Linked DNA regions of Mus musculus: region 1 is linked to region 2. Evidence: chromatin loops called from intact Hi-C (ENCODE). Cell type or tissue: left cerebral cortex. All regions are shown on one strand.

Region 1 (5,000 bases), 200 kb before region 2:
ATAAAAAGTCTTAAAGGAACAGTGTTCTCTAATTTCAGTGGCACGGAAGAGCTGACTCTTAGTGCCAGGGAGAAAATATCACCTATTCCTTTCCTTCTCCTTTTCCAAACAAACAACAAAGCCTTCATCCAAGCCATTATTCTGTATTGGGTTTCTCTTGTGTGCCACACCTTGTGACAGACCTCAGTAAACATCCTCTCTAACTCTTTAAATAACCCACAACGCAGAAGCCTTCATTTCTACTTAAGAGATCAGAAAACGGTGGCTCACAGAATTAAGAAAGATTCTGAAATGACACAGTAGCAAGTGAGTTCAAGCAAGTCTCCATCTAAGGTCCGCCTGCCCCTAAAGCCAGCATTTTTCAGCCCTGCCACATCTCTCCATTCTGAACCAGAATAAGATACATGTGCCAAGAGCAAAAAGCATCAGGGGGAGATTCATGGAGGTAGCCACAGCCCTCCAAGGAAGAGGCAAAAGTTTTGGGCAAAGCAGTACAAATACAGGTCACCAGTCAAGCAATGACATGAATTAGGGAACAAGTCAATCATAGTATTTAGTCCGTAGCAGTAGGGGCTGGCTAGTACACGAGCAGACACTGGGTCTGAGCTGCCCATGGATTTTCTTTTCTTTTCTTTTCTTTTCTTTTCTTTTCTTTTCTTTTCTTTTCTTTTCTTTTCTTTTCTTTTCTTTTCTTTTCTTTTCTTTTCTTTTTTTTCTCTCTCTCTTTCTTTTTCATGTATTTTAGAATCCAGGAAAACTTACCATTTCTTTCCAGAACTCATCAAATCGATTATTACTTCTGTTTTGTTTTGTTTGTTTGTTTGTTTTTGAGACAGTCACACTGTGTAGGCTAGACTAGCATCTTCCTACCTAACTTCCTGAGTGCTATTATCAGCAACACATCCAGCCCTGCCTCTTATCCTTTTAAGATACGTGGTCTGCATGCATGTGTGTGTCTGTGTGCATGTGTGTGCCTGTGGATGTATGTGGACACCAGACAACAATCTCAGGTGTCCTTCTCAGAAAAACCATCCAATTCCTTTGGGGGCAGTGTCTCCTTTTGGTCTGGAGTTCATCAACAAAGGGAGACTGGCTAGCCGTGGAGCCCCAAGTACCTTCCTGTCTTTATCTCCCCTAAGCTAGGATTGCAAGCACAAACAGATGCTACCACACCTTGAATTTTAACATGGCTTTTGCAGATTTAACTCAGATCCTCTAGCCCACAGTCAGTTTACCAACTGTCTCCCCCACCTTCATCACACACACACAACACACACACACACGAAATACAGAAGGAAAGAAAGAAAACAAGCTTAAAAATAACATTTATTTTATTTTAAAAGATCAGCACTGGAATACCATGACAGTGTGAGCATTAGTTTTTTATCAGTCTTGTGGGGGTAATGACTGTGTGATCTTGAATACACCATACAACCGTCTTTGGGCTTCAGTACCTCATATGAATGCAGAAGGGTTGAGTGAAGTACAGGCTGGCATCCTTCAGTGTCAGGATTCTAAATATTTCTACACAGAACTAATAGCTCTACCTTGAGGTGTTAAACAGAGTTTCTTCTGAACAGTTGCTCCTACTAAGTTGGTTATAGGCAGTTTGGCAATCTTAGAGAAGTGATTGTACCAACATTTGATTCATCTGTATTGATGTCAGACAGGCAATGCCTGCTTAGATTAGGTGTTCACCATCCTGCCATGCTAAGTGTCCTTGGGTCTTTACAGCCTTCCAGTTGAGCTATAGCCAAATCTGAAATCTGAAGGTAGAGTTGAACCCTAATAAACTTGACTGCAAACAGAGGCTGTTTCTTTAGCAGCATAATAGCAGTCCGCAGCTCCCGGGGAGGAAATGAATAACGAACTTGAACTTAGAACCTAGTGCGTCCCTTGAAAGTTGAGCACGTCAGTGAGATTTCTCCAACAGTTACACTGACAGTAAAATGTTCAGTTCACAGTGATACCGTTTTATACTGAGCTATGGTTATTTTCTTCATCCCCACAATCTTATTTCTTAAACAAAATGTTTATGAAAAGGAAGGAAAAGGTGTTCACTGCAGTATGAAGTCAATATGGTTCTGATTCAGAGAGTAAAAACCAAGATCACTTCAAGGACTGAGCCTGCAACACAGTATAAGAAAATAATCTTCTATCAAAAGCTTTAGTGAACCCTAAAGACAGACCAGGAGCAGGGTTGGCTGGCTTCCATCCTGGGATCAGAAGCACGGAACACGGATCTGCAAGCTGAGGGAGGTCTACATTCTACTCAGCAATCTTGTCCCCTTTGGGTCCTTGAAGGAGAGGACACTAGAGGACAGGATCCTAACTGACAAGCCACAGACTAAGGCGGCTGCTTTGCAGAGCACAACTCTGGCTTGCTGGAACGAAGGAGCCTTGCCTTGCTGAAATCCGGTCCGCGTTTTGCTGAGAGCCCAGACGCTGTGAATAAGAGGAGCCTCTGAGGGCTGGTTTCTGATGTCGCACTCGGCACGATAAGAATGCCATTGACGTCAGCAGAGTCATCATCAGGGAGAATGGCACCCCAGCTCTTGAAACCACACCAAGCAATTGCAGTGCTTTTGAAAATTAAAAGCCGGTGCTGGGGAGTGGGGGCGGGGAGGGAAAGGCGCTGAGGGGAAGCAGTGGCTCCAACCGAACTGTCTTTCTTTTGTGCATTTCCTGTATTTTCAAAAAGAAGAAGAAAAGCAGACACACAGTGCTCCCCTGAGCATGCACACACACACACACACACACACACACACACACACACACACACACACACACAGCTGCAGGGGCTCCTTCAACCTAAATGAGAGCATTAAGGAGAGATAAGGAGGGACTAAGGGAGGAAGAGGGAGAGAGAAAGAGGGAGAGAGGGAGGGAGAGAGACAGAGAAAACAGAGAGAGAATATGATTTTAATTTGTTAACATTTCTGAATCCAGATAAAACAAACTTTGCCACCCAGCTGCTGGACAGAAGCCCCGAGCCACAGGGGAAAACATCAGCCAATGAGAACAGAATTGCTGAACCCAAACTGATAGCTTACACTGTGTGTCCACACACAGATTACAAGAGAGGAATTAAACACTTCAAAAGAGCTACTGCAAAGTAAACCTCTCCTCCCCACACTTTCCACCACACACACACACACACACACACACACACACAGACACACACAGACACACACACACAGACACACACACACACACACACACACACAGACACACACACACACACAGACACACACACACACACACAGACACACACACACACAGACACACACACACACACACACACTATTCAGAGCTTTTGAGTGTCTGACTGAAAAAAACTGACAAAAGTTGAAGGTTTGGAAAGGGTCCGCGCTAGGCTGTGTGATGTCAGCTTCCAGAGGCAGTCCTAAGAACATCACCTCACGCTGAATTCAAAGGCCACCTAGTCTGGAAAAGGTCTTGGAGTTAGGCAGACTTTGAAAACATTTTTTTTTTTTTTAAATGGCGAAATGTGACTCTTAGAAATTTCCCATTTAACCTAATCCTTTTTCTTTGCCTCTACCGATTGTAGGCAGGCTCCACCCTCACCTCCCCTAGCACTAAGAGAAGGAGATAGCATGGGTTTGATGATATCAGCAGCCCCGGGCCACATGCTTTATTTTACAGCATTGATTGGCAGCTTCCCAAGTCCATGGGATCTTTTGCTGACCTGCTTTTCAGATCCGTATCTCCCAGTCACACCAGAAAGAATCCCTTCTGAGCCTGGGAAATGTGAGCCTCGGAAACAAAAGGGCATTTGCACTAAAGCAGAATCTGGCAGAAAGCATGGGTTTAATAAATTGCATCATGTGAAAGTTCCCTGTCAGATGCACTGGCAGCAGAGAAACAGGCACACGCATGCGGGAAGGGAGCTCGCTCCTCATCCAAAGACTGAGTTCCTTTTGAAAAGGAAGACGCGATAAACAGCATCTCTCTCCAAAATATACATTATACATGCATAATAGAGAGAGCAGCGTGTGGAACATGTACATCTAGCCTGTCTTTCCTGTGAGAGCAGAAAGAGAGAGAGCTAAGTACCCATAGAGGGATTTGGGCTGTGTGTTATCAAAGGATATCATATATCTAGAACTTGGGTCATTTGGTTTAGTTTTTGTTTTATTTTGGTTTTTCGCTTTGTTTTGTCTTTTTAAAAAATCCTACTAGTACGTACACTTAATAGTGGGATTGTTTTTCTTCTCTCCTTTCCTTTTGCCCTGACTCTTTCCTTCTTTTCCTTCTGCTCTTCCTCCTTTTTCTTTCCTTCCCTCTTCCCCTAAAAATATGAAAAAAAGATAATCCCAAAGCTTTTAGTATGTGACAGAGGCATAGACATGTGGTTCTCAACTGTGGGTCACGACCCCTTTGAGGAGACAAAGGACCCTTTTATAGGGCTGCCTAAGACCGTTGGAAAAAAACATATTTACATTACAATTCATAACAATAACAAGACTATAGTTATGAGGTGGCAACTAACATAATTTGGGGGGGGGAGGGGTCACCACAACATGAGAAACTAAATTAAAGGATCGCAGCATGAAGAAGGTTGAGAACCATTGCTCTTAGACTGAGCCTCAGAAGATCAGAGACCTGGGTCATAAGCATATAAAAGGATGTGCTTGTATATTGTGGCAATGAAGTGAGGGGGGCAGAGCCAGAACTTCTATACAATACTCCTTACCTTCTACAAGGATAGAAGGCACAACGTAAGTGTTAACTACTATGTCCATTCCCTTCAGACCATTTCTCCCTTTAATCTTGACCAAAGCTGCATTGCAAGCTTTCTGACCTGCCTTCCTGGGTTGATCCTGATATCTGTGCCTGTCACCCTAGCATTCTGCCCTCCTGCTCCTGTCTATGACACTCAGCTATCCCTCAATGAAACAGTCTCCTCTAGAAGAAAGCAGTGGCATTCTTTCTCTGGTCTTTTTGACTTTGCCACCTTCCTGGCTCAGGCACCACCC
Region 2 (5,000 bases):
GTCCCACCATTGCAATAGCTCCCTAAGACCTGCTCTTGCAATCTGATTATACCACACTACATGTGGCACAGGACATCAGTTATCTACGACACCCTTCTTCCCCTTCCCCATAATAACAGTAGTTCTGAAGACATGGTTAGCAAGAACAATGTGTCATAGCTTTTCTTTCAGCTTGATGTGGCCAAGGAGCGACTTTCCAAACAGGTCTGAGAAGTGAAGTGTGCAATTTCAGGGTTATGCTTCAAAGAGACTAGAGAGATGGCTCGATGGTTAAGAGCAGAATGCTCTACCAGAGGACCTGGGTTCTGTTCCTAGTACCCACATGGTAGTTCGCCACCGTCTGCAACTCTAGTTCTGGGAGATCTGGAGACGACTTCTGGCCTCTGAGGGCCCCAAGCGTGCAAGTGGTTCAGAGATGTAACGTAAGCAAACTACTCATACACACACATTTTTTTAAAGGAAAAGCATATCTCACTTGCCTTTTTCTTGGAACAGATGGTACAGTTGTACGTTTGGGGACATGCATTGAAGTCTTACTCCTGACAACTGTGAAGAACACAGTAAGCATCTCATTTTGAATTTTGCGGAAAAGAAACAGACATTTAGTGTGTTTCAGTCACTGCTACTTTGATGTTCTGTGGCCCGACACACACGTATAACCAACCAGTCACCAAGGGAACCCCAGCTCTAACCTCATCGGCTTTCTCTGCTGATGTTGACGCTAATGATTCTAATGATGTAGCTGCTGTTGTTTGTTTTGGGACCAGCCACAGAACATCTGGAGGTACCAGGCTGGCAAAATGGCTCAGTGGTTAAGAGAAGAATGCTCTACCAATCTGTCCCCATAAAATTGGAGACATTTTCCCCAACTAGTAATAGAATCACCCAAGCCCTACCTGTTGTGTTCTCAATGGTGAATGCAATGGTGAATGGCTCTCCAAAGCCATGGCGATTTCCTTTGCAACACAGCACTGTGCCCTCATACAGTTTGTTATTTCACCCTTCCTGCTCCCAGTTCGTGATAAAACTCAGAGCCTAGGATGTCGTGTGGAGCTCACAGCACCTGCCCGTCAAACTTTTTCCTCACAGAGACACTTTTTAATGTTGCAGATACTGTACACTGGTTTCCACAGTGTCCCTTCCAGCCTCTTGTTTCTTCTCCACTGCAGAGGCAGGGAATTAGAGAGGTAGGTGCCTTGGAGCCTGGTTCAGGATGCAGGCACACACTACTGTGGAGGAAGTGACCTGTATGAATCAGAGATTACTTCCAGGGAGCTGGGCTTTCTTTGCTCTCTGGGTGGCTGAAGCCTGTTTACCTTTTATATTGATGACAGGCTTTGTTCCTGGTCCCCAGGGGATTACTGATACAGAACAGCTTGCAATCGAACCAATAATTTAAACCTTAGCAGCCTTTTGGTTTTCTTGGCACCTACATCCACCCTTGTCTTACTGGGCTTATAAACTCTTCTACAAGCTGCTTCACATACTCCTTTCTTGTTTAAAGCAGTGTGAGTTGGTTATTTTGCCTACAGCTAAGTATTTGATCCAATACATGCTTGTGAGTTTGTGTCTCAAAAAACAACACACACACACACACACACAACCAATCAATTAAAAACCTTCTTGTAATTAAGAAAAGGGCACTCCTTCTGGTAAAAGGAAATCTGAGATACTCTAAATCAGTGATTTCTCTGGAAGGTTTATAATATTGATTCTAGTGAGGGAGAAACTATTAGGAAACGGGTTAAGAGATTTATCTAGACATGTTTATGTAATATTAACATTTAAGATAGAGATGTTGCAAGTGAATAAATGTGTCTGTATATGACCAAATGCTCTATTGCTGTGTATAAGAAGTAAAAATAATATGGAGATCGCTGGTTTGAGTGAACCCTTGGTGCTTTTCTGTGACTTTTTTTTAAACCATTCGGTTCTGCCACGTTCAGAGCATTCTGTAGAGTGCCATCTGCTGGCGACTCCGTTCACCTTCAGTGCTGATCGCGGTGTTCCCTGGCAGCTGTGTGTGCAAAGCGGTGAAGGGTAGAAAAAGGAACCTGCTTGTGGGAGTGGATGAAGGAGGGAACTCCACTGGTCCAGAGGAAGCAAAAGGCTTGGAAAGAACCAGAGGGAACCGTGAGCCCTGTGGGCACAGAGGGAGAAGTAATAAACCATACTCTAGGGCACAGTGTCATGTGGCAAAAGAAATCGCGTGGCTCGGGATAGAAAGCAGGGAGCGCATTCACCATTGCGAATAGAAAAGTCAGGGCGCAGGTAGCCAGAGGGGCGGTTCCTCTCGCTCATCTGCATTCCTTTTGTCTGGAGTTAGGGTGGGGTCGTATCAGAAAATAAAGGTTCCTTATGGCTAACCTCCTCCTCCTCCCGGTTAAGCAATAATCTTTAACAACAACAACAAACAACAACAACCAAAACTTGCTTCCTAACCACATAAAACAGCCCGAGACTCTTCCTCTCCGCAGACAGTGATGTGATTTTCCTGTCTTGATCTTGCTCATCCTTGAGACAACAGCTCCCCTGGGGGGACTCTGGCTGCCAAGAAGGTTAGAAGAGAGCAGCATTTCTCTTGGTCAGCTCAAGGTCACTCACTAACGTCAGAGGTGGCAGCTCCCTGGGATCTGAGACCTGAACAATGACAATTTTGCGTCCCAGTAGCTGTCTGTGTCCTTAATCTGACGGGTGAGTGAAACTATCAAGTGGGCATTTTTCTCCCTGGGATGAGGTGTCTGAACTTTGATCGGGATGCACGGGGGCACTGGGAGTTGAAGACGTCACCAGAGTCTACCCCCTTGCGGAGAAGCACAGTGGGGACGAGATTAATCTCAAAGAGCCGGGGAGAGGAAACAAAAGAAGTGACTCTGAGAAAGAGGAGGGAGGTTAGAGGAGTCAACCCCACCCACCAAGGCCAGGCAGCTGGAGGCCTCCTAGAGAAGGGTGCCTCGTTAGAATAACAAGTAGGAGTGGACAGAGGAGGGGGCTGGAAGGAGGGCGCCACGGAGTCACCTTCAGAGCAAAGGAGTAAAGATGCTAATATCTTCGGGGTTCTGTGACAGCACTGTGGGAGTGTGCAGGAGAGCGAACCCGCAGTGCTGACAGCGAGGGGTGGGGCGCTGAAAGCCAGAGGAGAAGGTCCTGAGCAGATGTTCCCGCCCACATTTCAAACCACAGTAACAATGAAAGGCCCTTGGGGTTGGGGGTGGGGTGGGGTGCTGGGGCTGGGGCCCTGAGGATTTGTAGATATCCTCGGGTTTGCCACCTGAAGACAGGTCAAGTGACCTTTACCTGCCAAGAGTGGGTGGGAAGCAGGACAAAGCTGAGAACTTATTGTTTGTATGGTTTAGCCTCAGCAGGCTCCCTGGATATTGGAGCCAGAGCTGTGTAGGACAGAGGGGTGTTTGCCTTCAGGGCGCCTTGTGGCCCCTCCTGGGATTTGCAGTCTTTGGTGAGGCTTGTAACTTCTCTGGCCTCATTTCGGTCTGGGGCATGGCAGTACTCAGTTCTCACACGGCCTTTACTGAGTGGCAGCCACTTGACTCACTGCTACAAGCACTGTAAGGGTGCCACATCGCTCGGACGACGACGGTGCTGTCACCATTTCTCAGGTAGAAAGGATGAGCACAGCAGTGTCAGGGACACACAGAATGTAGGGATTGGAGGAACTAGTCGGAAGCTCTCCTGGCTTCTGCCAGAGCGCGAGCTCCCACCCGCTGGCCTGCCCCAAGGCGTGCACAGATCACTCTTTTGCTTGGGAAAGCAAAGTGTTCGACTCCTGTTCTCTGTCATTGCTTCCGTTCCTAGGATTTGAAGAGCCCACCAGACAATGTCTTAGGACAATGGTGTGAACCAGGGCTAACCTCATTTCCGAGAATGCCCAGGTTGTATGCTCTTGAGTTCAGGAGAGGAATCAGAATTTCCCCATAATTATCCCTAGTCCTTCAGCCACGGGGAGAATCATTCACCTGACAGCACCCCACCCCGAAGCAACGGCAGGTACTTGAATATCGAGGCCAGAGTTTGTAGTGAAAACAATATAGGAAAATGAATTGGTGGGAGGGCCTGGCTGGGGAAAAAAAAAAAAACTATTGCCATAGTAAAATTAATTCTCAAGTTTACCCAATTCTATAAAAGTGCAGTTGAAAGAACCTAGTGGGGAAACCCCCACTCAATTCCCGATTCGACGTGCACCCAAGAATCACGAACAGACGGCCAACTTGATGTAAGAACACGAGGTAGTTTAATGGCGGAGCTCAGGGTCGAAATGTATCTCCCGCAGGAGACAGTGGATTCGACCCCGAGGCTTGGAAGCTAGGGGTTTTTATAGAAAAGGGGTGGGGCTGGGGGAGGAATTGGCGCGGTTTCACATGATTGGTCCATTTAAACATCAACAGACTGTCAGAAGGGTGGGAGATAGGGAGGCACCAGGCCAGTCAGGACATGTAACGTCGGGCCTGCCCGGGCATGTCCTGGCCTGTTCTGCTATGTTCTCAGCCCCAGGTTTCAAAGCTCACAAAGAACTCTTGGGCTATTTGACATAAATTACATGAATCACATGTCTCAAGTTTTATTTCCTTTCACAGTTAAAGACGTGATGAAGTCGTACCCCAGACATCCTGGAACAAATGACAGTATTCTATGACTCTGAGGCAAGTGGTAAGGATGGTGGAACCCCTTTGTCCTGCTTCTTTTTGGTTCAGAGTTTGGCAAACATCCTTTAGAAAGAGACTATATTCCCTGTAGGCCAGCCCCTGGTCATCTCAGGGTAGATATCAGGAGGACAGAGAAATAAGTCGAGGATTCAGGGAGTTGACGGAAGGGTAACAGGCATATTGACCTAAGTGGCACCATTTCTTCCTTCCTTCCTTCCTTCCTTCCTTCCTTCCTTCCTTCCTTTCCTTTCTTTCCTTCCTTTCCTTCCTTTCCTTCCTTTCCTTCTTTCCTTCCTTTCTTCTTTCCTTACTTTTTTCTTTCCTTCCTTCCTTTCTTTT

The links. Hi-C counts contacts between places; a loop is a spot of excess contacts. Peaks named below come from ENCODE experiments on the same cell type or tissue, not always from the same donor. Only the 100,000 strongest peaks of a DNase experiment are listed, where the experiment ranks them.
Region 1: a loop joins it to region 2, with 3.0 times the contacts of the local background. A loop is called at or near these places in 1 of 42 quality-filtered maps.

What each region holds. Positions count from the first base shown.
Region 1 is chr13:109,820,086-109,825,085 of GRCm38, forward strand. All of the region lies in intron 7 of Pde4d (phosphodiesterase 4D, cAMP specific), which reads left to right. Among named protein-coding and RNA genes, the nearest start is that of Mir1904, 81 kb to the right of the region's middle. In left cerebral cortex, no CTCF peak of the experiment used is centred here; DNase peaks (open chromatin) are centred at 2,458, 3,001 and 3,820; H3K4me3 peaks cover 1,556 bases; H3K27ac peaks cover 2,499 bases.
Region 2 is chr13:110,016,551-110,021,550 of GRCm38, forward strand. Gm32881 (a long non-coding RNA gene) reads left to right here. Exons shown (of 5, transcript XR_382897.2): 2 at 496-560; 3 at 2,478-2,694; 4 at 4,593-4,665. Among named protein-coding and RNA genes, the nearest start is that of Gm32881, 13 kb to the left of the region's middle. In left cerebral cortex, a CTCF peak has its summit at 1,976 (motif pointing left); DNase peaks (open chromatin) are centred at 513, 1,994 and 2,492; H3K4me3 peaks cover 1,242 bases; H3K27ac peaks cover 219 bases.